2 separate regions of the Homo sapiens genome follow, and region 1 is linked to region 2. A link is a contact called in ENCODE Hi-C or POLR2A ChIA-PET data. All regions are on one chromosome and are shown on one strand. The core of a region is the stretch at or near the end of the contact, and the rest is flanking DNA. Distances in the headings are between cores, read along the strand shown. Region 1 has its middle 34 kb from the start of PRELP. Region 2 overlaps BTG2 (BTG anti-proliferation factor 2).

Region 1 (5,808 bases), core at 2,871-5,370, 130 kb before region 2:
CAGGGTTGGGGGATTAGAATGTAGGCATCTTTGTGGGGCAGGGTGGGGATGGGGGTGCATTATTCTATCCACCACAGATACTGAGCCAGAACTAAAACACAGGTCCCTGGCTCCCAGTTCATGAGGTGCTTCTCCTGTTAGCATGAAGAAAGGGCTATATCAGGTAGTGATCACCTCAAAGCACAGCACAACTGACCAACCCCCAAACTCAGGGGCTTGAAACCATAAGTGTTTATTTGGACACAAACCTACAGGTTGCTGGGTGGTTCTTTTCATCTCCCCTGGCCTTGCTCACATGTTTGTGGATCAGCTGGGATAATAGGTAAGTCAGGTAACCCGGACTTATTTTGCATGGCCAGGTAGATGTGCAGGAGCCCAGGGAGAAAAATGCAAGCACTTTTTAAGGCCTCTGCCTAACTCACATCTGTTGATGTTCCACTGGTCAAGGCAAATCAAGTTGTTGGCCAGTGTCAGGTAGGAAGGCATTATAAAATTTCATGGCAAAGGGTATAAATACAGAGCAAAGAATTGGAACCCTGAATTATTTTCCTATCTCAGGCCCTCTGTGATATGGCAGTTTCATCGCCAGGTGTCAGTAAATACTAAGTTGACCAAAGAGCATTTGTTATGGGCTCAAAAGTGTCAGAGACCTTGAGGCACTCTGTATTTTCCAAAGATGGTCACACCTACAAATTTATCCCAAGCCATCTGCTCTTCTTGTAACTGATAGTCTTCCCACCAAGAGGCAGGGTTTACATTCTCTTAGGTCATAAAAAAGGGCTCAGCTTCTGGCTGGCTCTCTGTCTCCAGATGCTCACCTTTGGAACCCAGCCACTATGTTGCAAGGAGGCCCATGCCACATGGAGAGATACACTTGAAGAGGAACCAAAGCCTTCTCCCAACAGCCAGTGCCAACTTGCCAGCCATGTGAGTAGGCAGCCTTGGAAGTGGATCCTCCAGCCCCAGTCAAACTTTTAGACACTGCAGTTTTGGCTGACATTTTGACTACATCTTCGTTTGAATGCCCAAGCCAGAACCACCCAGCCAAGCCACTCTGATTCCTGATCCATAGAAACAATGTGAGACAGTCCATGATTATTGTTGTTTTAAGTCATTAATATTCAAGGTAATTGTTATGTAGCTTCAGCTAATATAGACCTATTCCTGAGGCTTAGGACAAAATGAGAATAGACCCAGTTTGGGGGCTCCAGGAACCTAGAGTCTCTAGGTGACCAAGCAGACATTAACACAATCAACAGCATACGGTAAGTATTTAATCCAGTCAGAATACACTAGCAAGAAGGGTCGGTCAGGGATATGCTGACCATATCTTTCCAACTCAGAATCGGGACAATTGACTAATAGTAGACCATTGTAGCTTGGAATTGGGACAAAATATTTGAATCAGGGCTGACTACAATAGTATATAAGATATATGGTCACTTTGTCCAAAAATTGTTCTGCCCAGTTGGGGCTTTGAGTGATCTGGAAGAGCTCCCTGGAGTGACAGCAATTATGATGGGGAAACAACATGACTATCTGAGGGTTTCTGGCCATTTCCCTCTTTCCTGCCTAGGAAAGAGGATACTCAGTCATCGTTTCCTTTCCTCTCTCCAGGGAGGGTCTTGCCTAGCCAGGTTGTATATGCAGGGCTTTTGTGTTGCAGAATCAGGAGGAAAAGGGAGAAAAGAAGGAGAAAGCGTGTGTGGTTAGAGCTGGAAAAGGAGTTTGGGAGGTGGGAGTTTTGGAAAGGAGAGGTGCCAGATCAGATCTGATATGTACAGAAATAAATGGGAGAGAAAAATTAGGACCTTGAGAAGTACTGTTCTGGCCTACCCCATCCTCTTCATTGCATCAGAGAAGGTGTACCAATAACTTGAGTTTTTCTGAAATATTTTTTGGTTGCTGGACTGAGTTTATTTGGTGACAACCACTTTGAGACTGGACCATGTGGGTGATGGGGCTCTAAGTGTCTCTGCAATGAGTAGCAGAGAGGAATGGGGTGTGGTGGGTGGCTCTGGGCATATGAGACAGTCGGTCAGTGGCTATGAGGGGAAGAGGATGGAAGCCAAGGAACTGTTCATTTGTTCCAGAATTGGAAGTCAGCGTGACTTATGACCTGCAGAATTTGGGCTGTCCCGGGCCCAGCTGCGTCCAGATGAGTGCAAGGAGCTCAAAGGCTCGGGGCTTTTAGAAGCCTTGTTTGTGGCATCACTGCCCACTCTAGTGTAGCCCCGGGACGGGAGGGGCTTGTCAAGAGCTTGACCTTCCCCTTCTCAAAACAGAGGGATCTGGGGCTGGAGGGAGAAGAGGTTTGCTGGGCCTGATAGTGGACGCAGAAGTACAGAAGTAAAGACAGGAAGGAAAAAACAACTGATAGAGAGGGGCGCGTAAAGAGCTGCTTCGGGTTCCTGAAATATTCCAAGGGATTGTGAGTTCCCCAAGAGCACGGACTGGCCCTTATTCATGTTTGTTCTTCAGACTTTACATCATGCCTGACATGTAATTGCTCCATAAATAATTTAGAGGGAGAGAAGAAGGGAGGCAGGGAAGGAAGGTGGGAGAGAGGAATAGAAGGAGGAAGGCAGGGAGGATAGGAAAGAAGGAGGAGGAGAGAGGTTGGTTGGTTTTCTAACTTCCTCTCAAAATTAATTGGCTACCTAACTGAAACATAACATTATTCTCACTGCATCTAATTTCTCCTGGAGCTAGAGCTGGTATAGGGGACCCCGATGTCAGTCTTAAAATTCTAGAATTCTGGAGCTCAAGTTCTCTTGTCTCCACTAGTGGATCCAGCCTCCTCTCTCTCAGGTAAGCTGCTGACAGAGGGTTAGGGACCATTTGGAATCACACAGACCTGGATTCAAATCCCCACTCCATCACTTTAGTCTTGGATACTCAAGCAAATTACTTGAACTCCTTACAGAGGCCGAGATTCTTGTAACAGCAGCATGGATCCTTGCTGCGATGAGGATTAAGCGGAATGTGTCACTGAAAATGAAATGAAATGAGAAGCCCCTAATCCAGCCCCTAGCTCGTGGATCTCAGGAAGGGCCTGCAGGCTTCCTTCTCTCTGGTGGATAAATATAGCCCCTGCTCACTTTCCCTGCCCTCGGACTGTCCCTTATCCTTTGATCCCTCCAAGCTGCCTTTTTCCTCCATCCTCCTTGTCTCTAATCCTGTGTCCTCCTGGCCTTTCCCGGTTTGGTTACTGCTCGCTGGAGCTGTTTTCCCCTGCTGCATCTCTGTCTCTCGCTCCAGCTTAGCCTCCTTGGTAGGGTACCGGCAGTGTCCCTCCAGGAGGCTCATGCCCTAGAAGGTGAGGGACCAGCAGACAGCTCAGAGATGAGCCAAGAGGGATAGAACTGCCCATCCCAGGGCTTCTGGGGGGTGAACACCCGTGTCTTTCCAGCAGCTACACATAGCTGGTTATTCAGGAAAAAACAAAAAATAAAATGTAAAGATGTAGGCTCCTGCATTCCACAGCATTCCAGGGCTCTGCCTCAGTCAGGGAGAACCCCACTCCTCCTGCAGCCTTGCGCCTCAGCCCTTCACCTTAGCCTCTGTGGCTCCTTGGCCTCCGTTCCCTTTGCCTCTGCTCTCCATGCCTCTGCCTAGAGCAGGGACCGTCTCTGGAGACAGTGAGTGGGTCCTGAAGGTGGAAGAATTTCACAGGATGCCCCAGCCCCAATCTGGGCATTTAGACTAATCTCAGAAGAGTTGAATTCTGTTCTTAAAGTTGCACTGGGCAAGATACGCCCATGAGAAGGGGGTGGGTGTCTGCCTGATTTGGCAGAGGATGACACAGGGACCCAGGGCTGACCTGAGGACGAGTGTACCACGCTGTCAGGCAAAAACCCAGAGAGCCCAGGTCACATGTCAGAGAAAGGGCTTTAACATGGGATTCTTACACCATGGAGCCCAAGGCTCACCTCCATGCAAGGGAAGGAACAACACCCTATGGGGACAAAGGCTTCTGAGCCCTTTAGTTAATGGGACAAAAGCCTTCAGGAGGAGTGAGATCACGGCCTGCTTTCTGTCCACCGTGGGGCACCCGTGCACTTCAAGGAAGGCCCAGGAGGAGCTGCCAGCACAGCTCTGTCCAGGGTGAGGAGTGAGTGGCTTGCAGAGGAGCCACTCCACGATGCCCTGGCAAGCCCCTGTCACATTCCAGAGCACAGAGGACCACGAACTCCCAGCTTGGCTCAAGGCATGCGGGGCTGGCACACAGCCCAGGCATTTCCTCCCCTCCCATCCCTCTTTCTCATTCTCTTTCTGCATCCTGGTGCTAAAGGTTCTGCTGGAGCTTCCGTCTCTCTTCTCTGCAGAGGGAGAATAGGGAAAGGAGTGGGTGTCAGCTGGGAGAAATTTCCACTCAGTTTAATGTTGCTGGAAATCCAGACATCTCTAAAATATGGGCTGAGGACCCCCACGTGCCCAGCACTGTGCCAGCCAGCCCCAGAATGCAGAGATGAAGAAGAGCTGTCTATTGAGGACAGAGGAGACTGCTTATGGATGTGTCCTTGACAGCCACCTTGGCTGGGCACGTGGAAGAGATCACAGGAGGCAATGTCAGTGAGGGTTGTGCACCACTGCACCCTGCAAGCTGCCTGAGGGTGGGCCCACCTAGCACAGTGCCTGGCCTGCTGGAGGAGCTCAGTACACATTTGTTGAGTGAATTAGTGGAATGAGGTAGTTTAGGAAGGCTTTCTGGAGGAAAGAAAATCTGAACAGGGCCCAGAGAGGATGGGTGGAATTTGACCAGGCCAAGTAGAAAGGAATGTATCCTGTGCGGCAGAGAGCCCTAAAAGGAGAGGTAAGGAAGGGGACAGTCCACAGTAGGCTGTTCTAGACAGGAGCATGGGGAACAGCTCCTTTGTTACTCTCAGGATAAAGCCAGGCCCCCCGGTTCACTCGCAAGATCCTTCTCATCTGGCTCTGCCCACCCTTCATTACTGCCTCTTCCCACAGCACCCTGGTCCTCTATTCCAGCTGACTCAAGCATTTATTTGCAATCCATGGGACAAGACCCTTGCTCTCTCTCCTCCAGGCCTGTGAACAACTCTCCTCCCCTCTGCCAGGAAGGCCTCCACCTGTACCTCTCCCTGTCTCTCCAGCTCCTCCTGACACCATTGATCTCTCCTGACACCAGTGGTCTCTCCTGCGAGGACCTCACCTTCTGAAGTCAGGTTGGTCACTGTTCCTAAGTGCAACATGCCTCTCTCTGCTTGCCGCATGCTCATGCCATCCCCATGAATTGTTATTCCTGGTCTGTCTCCCCCTAGACAGGTCCTAGACTGAACCATGGTCATGGTCCTAGACTGGTCATGTTCCAGTGCACCAGATTCCCCACTCCGAGATGATCGATTACAGTCAGAGACAATTAACTACGGCTTCAGCAATGTGTGAGAGGCAGCCAGCATCAAGGGAGGCAAAGCACAGCCGTCAAAACAGAGATCACACAGTCCCAAACAGCCTCGACCCTGGCTCACATAAACTTTCCCGTCTCTAAGTGGGAGAGGCAGGCTGATGCAGCCATGGCTTTCAAAGCTTTTCCATAAGATGTTAGTGATTTCTGATCACACTTGGCAAACATCCTTTGTGGGTGTGGATTTCTGATTAGCCTGTAAATTCCTTGGAGCTGAAGAATCAAGTCCAATTCTCCTTTGTATTATCAGTTAAACATCACACCGGGCACATGGGAGGCTTAATAAAGAATTATTTCTTTATTTGGTTAACTACTTATTCATTGATCAAACTCACTTAAGGCAATGTCATTATAATTTCCAGTCTTGACTTCAATCTTGA
Region 2 (5,592 bases), core at 536-3,035:
TTTACCAACAGCCGAGAGTGGCCCTGAGGTGAATCTGCCATGCTGTGGCTTCCCTGACTTGAAGACACACGTGGGTGAAGGGTCCCCTCAGTCTCCAGACAACCTTCCCCGAATTTCAGGCTTTCCACTAAACAAGGAAATATCCTTCATGAGCTAGGCCTTTTAGGAATCAGGAAGATAGATGCTGACTTTGTACCATACACTCAAAAGAGGGTGGGCAAAAATTCCTCAACCCTAACTAACCCTGTCCTTACATCCAAAAAAGTAGGTCTTTTTAAACAAGTGTCTAGGACATTTATTTCAGAAGCTACAAATAAAAATGGGACTACTCCTTTCAGTAACAACCCCTTGATACAATGAGTCTTAACCAAATTCTATTTATGATACAGATGACCTGGCCTTCCCTAACCCCATCCCTGGCTCCCCTACCCTCCTCACTCAACACAGGCATAGCACACACAGCCTCCCTGGGCTACTTCCAACATAGCACATCTAGGGAAAACTGTATGTTTGTTGATAAAGGTCATGGAGGTAAGAAATGAAGTTGGGGGAGTTGTCACTGTATATGAAGCAACATGTGTAAAGTTTAGTTTAAATACAGGTCACCGCCAGCTGCGGTGGCTCACACCTGTAATCCCAGCACTTTGGGAGGCCGAGGAGGGTGGATCACCTCAGGTCAGGAGTTCGAGACCATCCTGGCTAACATGGTGAAACCCCGTCTCTACTAAAAGTACAAAAATTAGCCAGGCATGGTGGCAGGCATCTGTAATCCCAGCTACTCCAGAGGCTGAGGCAGGAGAATCACTTGAACCCGGAAGGCGGAGGTTGCAGTGAGCCAAGATCGTACTACTGCACTCCAGCCTGGACGACAAGAGCGAGTGAGACTACGTCTCAAAAAAGAAAAGAAAAGAAATAAATAAATAAACAAATAAATACAGCTCACCTACAGCCAAGAAAAAACTAGACCAGGCTGGGAATGTACTTGCCCTCAGTGGGAAACTCTGGGCTTGTGTCAAAAATCTCATGGAAAGAACTCAAAAGTCAGGGAAGATAAAAACTGTTATTTCCTTGCATGTAACCAAAGGGAGTTACAAATTGGTAACAAACTTTTGGCTCTCACTCCAGTGTTTGCTGTCAGAAGTAGCTGCTCTCTAGCTAACCTGTAGCATTGGCATTCAGCTCCAGTGCATAGATCCTGAGGCCTAGCTGCTCTTGTCTAACAAGACAAGTATGGTGGATAGCAAATGACAGCCCCAGAGATGACAAGAGCACCTTTTCTGGGAATTGCCAACAATCCTGCCTTAGCCTGGGAAGGAGTTCATTACCCGCTGCTTACCAAACCCTGGTCTGTGAGACAGGCTGTGTCTCAAGGATTTTTAATAAGTTCAGTGCCTAGCACTTACTGACAATACATGCTTGCTAAATGAATAACTGACTGAATGAATGAATGAATGAAATGAACGACTATCAAAAACAAGATGCATAAGATGGAGATCTGGCTAGACTAGGGAATGTTCAGACTAGAACCCTGTTACTTCTAGCATCTTCACAGGGAAATTAGAATCCTCATTAAAGGTGGAAGTAGGTTGGGCGCGGTGGCTCACGCCTGTAATCCCAGCACTTTCGGAGGCAGAGGCAGGGGGATCACTTGAACTTAGGAGTTTGAGACCAGCCTGGACAACATGGCAAAACCCCGTCCCTACAAAAAATACAAAAATCAGCTGGGCCTGATGGCACATGCCTGCAATCTCAGCTACTCAAGAGGCAGAGGTGGGAGAATTATTTGAGCCCAGGAGGCAGAGGTTGCAATGAGCTGAGATTGCACCACTGCACTCCAGCCTGAGTGACAAAACTGTCTCAAAACAAACAAACAAACAAACAAAACGGAGGGAAGTAAGGAGCTACTTTCCAGGAAAGAGGGGATGCTTGGAAATGGCCCAGCCATACAACCAGATTTTTCTTTTATACCACCCACATGCTATAGATTGTCTGAGTGCAAGTGAGGAGAAATACTATTAAACACAAAGAAAGGATTTGGATCTGAAAGGGAAACACAAATGTACAACGTGAGGATTTTAACTTCTCTACACCACACAAGTTTATCCTACTACATTTTTATTAAAGTAACAAAAAGGTGTACATTTGTCCATAAGCTGTACATTCTTCCATATAAAAACACTATCATACAATTAGTAACCTTTGTCTTTTCTGTCAGAATAGCTTACAAACATACTACTACTATTTATTTTTACTTAATAGGAGAGACAGGCCTGCTCAACAGTCCAGCTCAGGGGTTTTGTTGTTTTTAAAGTGAACATCATAAAGAAGAGAAGAGAGACAAGATTAAGCATGAGACCATGAGGCTGCTTCTAAAAAGGCAGGGACCTGTTTGCAGACAAGATGCAAGAACACAGCCTGCAGTGATTCACAGCTTTGTTTCAACCCACAAACCAGAAAATTAGCTCTTGGGTCTGTGGGCCCAAAGTGAACTTTAAAGCAATAAAGACTGGAAGCAGGTCTGGGAAGGCAATACAAAATGTGGAGAGTTGAAAAGGAGGCAGAGCTGGCAGGAATGGGTAGGGAGAGTGTTTGGTAAATAGCACCTTTGAGTCAAAATTGAGCAGTTTAGAAATCCAGGAAAGGGGACTGGCTGTGGGGAGGAGAACCTGGGGGTAGAGGAAGTGGGGTGAAGATTCCTCACTAAGGGGCAACAGCAGGAGGGTGGCCATCCTGGCCAAATGCCCTAGCCCTGTCCTTCTTAAGGTGATTCGGTTTGGGAAACTCGAGGTCTTTTGAGGACCCCTCATCAATGTCACTGAGAAATTGAAGGAAGGGAGTTTCTTCCCAGTGTAGCTTTCCACTTTTCTCCAACCCACAACAGTATATATTGCACAAGTCTACGACAAATTTGGATTGTACTGAGACAGACAGCAACCTTTCCCACAGGTGCTCTGAGCACCAGGGAGAAAAAACAGTGCCCAAGGTTTGGCTTTTATTTAGTGTCGGCCCTACAAGAATACCAAGTAGTCTTGCAGAACATGGGGCACTCTCCCATTCAGCCAAGGAATACATGCAAGGCTGACTAGCCAGCCATCATCCCAAGGAGAGCAGGAGAGATGGTTCCCTAAGCCCACCAGGGCATCAGGAGGTTCTGATAGCCAGTTTTCCTCCAGACCCTCCTGGGACCCAGGGGGCATATTGCACAGTGACTGAGAACTCTTGTCCTAGAAAATACGGTAGCTCTATGACCCGACCAGAAGGGAAGGGGGAGGGGAGGGTTAGAGGAGAGTTGTGCTTTTGAAAAGAAGGCAGTAATAAAGGACCTGGAGTTCCCTGTAGCTTTTGAGCCACCTCTCAAAGGGATCATGGCAGCAGCATCAAGACTTTCATGTGGTTCCAAAAGGAAGAGTTTTGGCCAAAAAACATCCCCAGTGGATACTCTTTGGGTCCCAAAATTTCATTGCAAATCACCCCCAAATTATTTGCCACACATACACACAAAGCAGCACTAGCAAAGCAAAGGTTTTGTGCAGAGTTCCCTTCCATCCTAACCCCAATAACCTCCAGTTCCCTCCTCCCCCCCCTCAGAAAACCCAAAGCTTTAGATTCCTGGCTGGAAAGCAACATCTACAGGCCCCTGAGGGTAGAATTAGAAACAAGTCATGATTTCAAGAAAAGCAGCTTAGGACAGTAGGAATCAGGAGAGGCCTTTTCACTCTCTGCCCAGGACCTCATTAGAAAAATAAAAGAAAAGATAACATAGTATTGTTTAAGTCCAGGCATGAATGCCCCTGAGTAATAGAGGAGCCAGGGATGCAGGTGTCTGGCTGGGGGAGACAGAGAGCTCTGAACTTGGCCTCTCTTCCTCCCCCAGGGCAAATCCCGACCTCTCTGTTCACAGTTGCTAACCTTGCTTGCTCCCTCTCACATCTTCCTGGGGTGCTAGCCAAACGTCTCCCACTTCTCCTTGGCTAGGTCTACCCCCTAACAGCTCCCCCTCCTATAGGCAGACACTGGCTCACAGACTCAAGCACGCAACAGTTCTCTCCAAAGGCACCTGGGGAGGCCACTTCCAAGCAGCTCCCTTGAAGGATTTTTTTTCTTAAAAAAAACTTTTGGTTTCTTTTCCTCCTTTCTTAAAAAAAAATAATATATATAAATAGCTCTTCATTTAAAAATACAGTTCCCCAGGTTGAGGTATGTGGTGGCCTGTTGTCACGGCAGCATGAGCACGGCGGCGCCCAGGGCGGGGGCGGAAGGGCCTAGCTGGAGACTGCCATCACGTAGTTCTTGGAGGGGCTGCTCCGGCCCAGCAGCACTTGGTTCTTGCAGGTGAGGAGCCCACAGGAGGCGGCCAGTGGGGCCTCCTCGTACAAGACGCAGATGGAGCCGTCCTCCCCAATGCGGTAGGACACCTCATAGGGGTCCACCCACAGGGTCAGCTCGCTGGGCAGCAGCTGGTGCAGCTGGGGCTGGCTGAGTCCGATCTGGCTGGCCACCCTGCTGATGATGGGGTCCATCTTGTGGTTGATGCGAATGCAGCGGTAGCCGGAGCCCTTGGACGGCTTTTCGGGAAACCAGTGGTGTTTGTAGTGCTCTGTGGAGACAGGACCAGGGGCAGATGCCCTGGTTAGAGCAGCTAGGCCATGGATACTACCATAGGGCGGGGTGGAGGGTCAAGGGACAGGAGGAGAGAAAGGGGCCCTTTAAGTAAGGGAGGTGGATTCCTCTGAGTTCTAGGACCCTCTTTCCACTTAGCAGAGAAAATTTTATGGAAGCTGGAAAGATCCACTTTCCTGCTTCCAGGACAAGTGTATGTGAGAGAGTGTGTGTGTGTGTGTGTGTGTGTGTGACTGAGTGTGTGTGTGTGAGAGAGAGAGTGTGTGTGTGTGTGTGTGTGCGTGTTGGGAGGGGATTCTAGAGCTCTAGGGTACTCTCTAGTGGCCAGTGTATTGCTTTTGGCACACCCCCAAAGCAAGGGAAGGGTGTGACTGGGACTGGCATGTCCAGGCAGGGCCTCTGGAGACCTGTGAGCTGAAGTTTCAGGGCCAGGAAGGCTGCCAACATTGTTGGGTCCACAGCAAGTCACTGGACCTCCCACCCTGTGTTCCCTCTGCTTCCTTCAGAAGAGTCAGAGAACCTTCCTTAGCAGTGCCTAAGGGAGTGAAAACTGGGTTGTTTTGATGAAACATCTGTTTTCCTCAGAAGGCAGGGTCTGTGTGGGTGCGTTCCGAGATGGCTATCGCTTCCCAAAACTGACAGTAACCAGCTAGAAACAGCTGGGAGAGAGGTCTCTCCCCAGCCAGCGAGCGGGCTGCTTATCTCTTCACCTCCCAACTTGAAGGCCCGCACGGCAGGGTCACGAGCTACGAGGCTCTCCTCCCTACCACAATAGGTGGCAGATGGCTAAGGGGAACCAAAGATAACACAAAGGGGGCCCAAATTCCAACTTGAAGCCAGTCAGCAACCAGTGGACTACCCCAGGCACAGCGCACCCCGACCGGCAGGAAGAACCGCACTGGGACTCCAAATTGTTGAAAAGGCTCGACTGCACCTTCTTCCCTCATCGGGACCCCTCGGCCGACCGGGCGG

What was found. A loop is a pair of places that touch in the nucleus more often than their neighbours do. ChIA-PET counts read pairs that join two places held with the same protein, here RNA polymerase II (POLR2A). Pooled maps may share reads with other maps.
Region 1: a loop to region 2 is called in a pooled map, with 2.3 times the contacts of the local background. The contact joins two enhancer-like sites. A Hi-C loop is called at or near these places in 3 of 50 pooled maps. POLR2A ChIA-PET finds 5 or more read pairs at or near these places in 6 of 52 experiments (A549, AG04449, BJ and 3 more).

Annotation. Positions count from the first base shown.
Region 1 is chr1:203,439,288-203,445,095 of GRCh38, reverse strand. No RefSeq gene overlaps it. Among named protein-coding and RNA genes, the nearest start is that of PRELP, 34 kb to the left of the region's middle. RefSeq lists an enhancer at 3,948-4,157. Within about 2 kb of position 4,120, at least 10 of the 41 ENCODE cell types and tissues checked have a DNase peak (open chromatin) inside an H3K27ac peak, as active enhancers do.
Region 2 is chr1:203,306,109-203,311,700 of GRCh38, reverse strand. BTG2 (BTG anti-proliferation factor 2) reads right to left here. Exons shown (of 2, transcript NM_006763.3): 2 at 2,099-4,597. The coding sequence ends at 4,263. Among named protein-coding and RNA genes, the nearest start is that of BTG2, 3.4 kb to the right of the region's middle. RefSeq lists a cis regulatory region at 1-16 and enhancers at 3,020-3,962, 4,307-4,546, 3,963-4,905, 5,257-5,396. Within about 2 kb of position 1,785, at least 3 of the 41 ENCODE cell types and tissues checked have a DNase peak (open chromatin) inside an H3K27ac peak, as active enhancers do.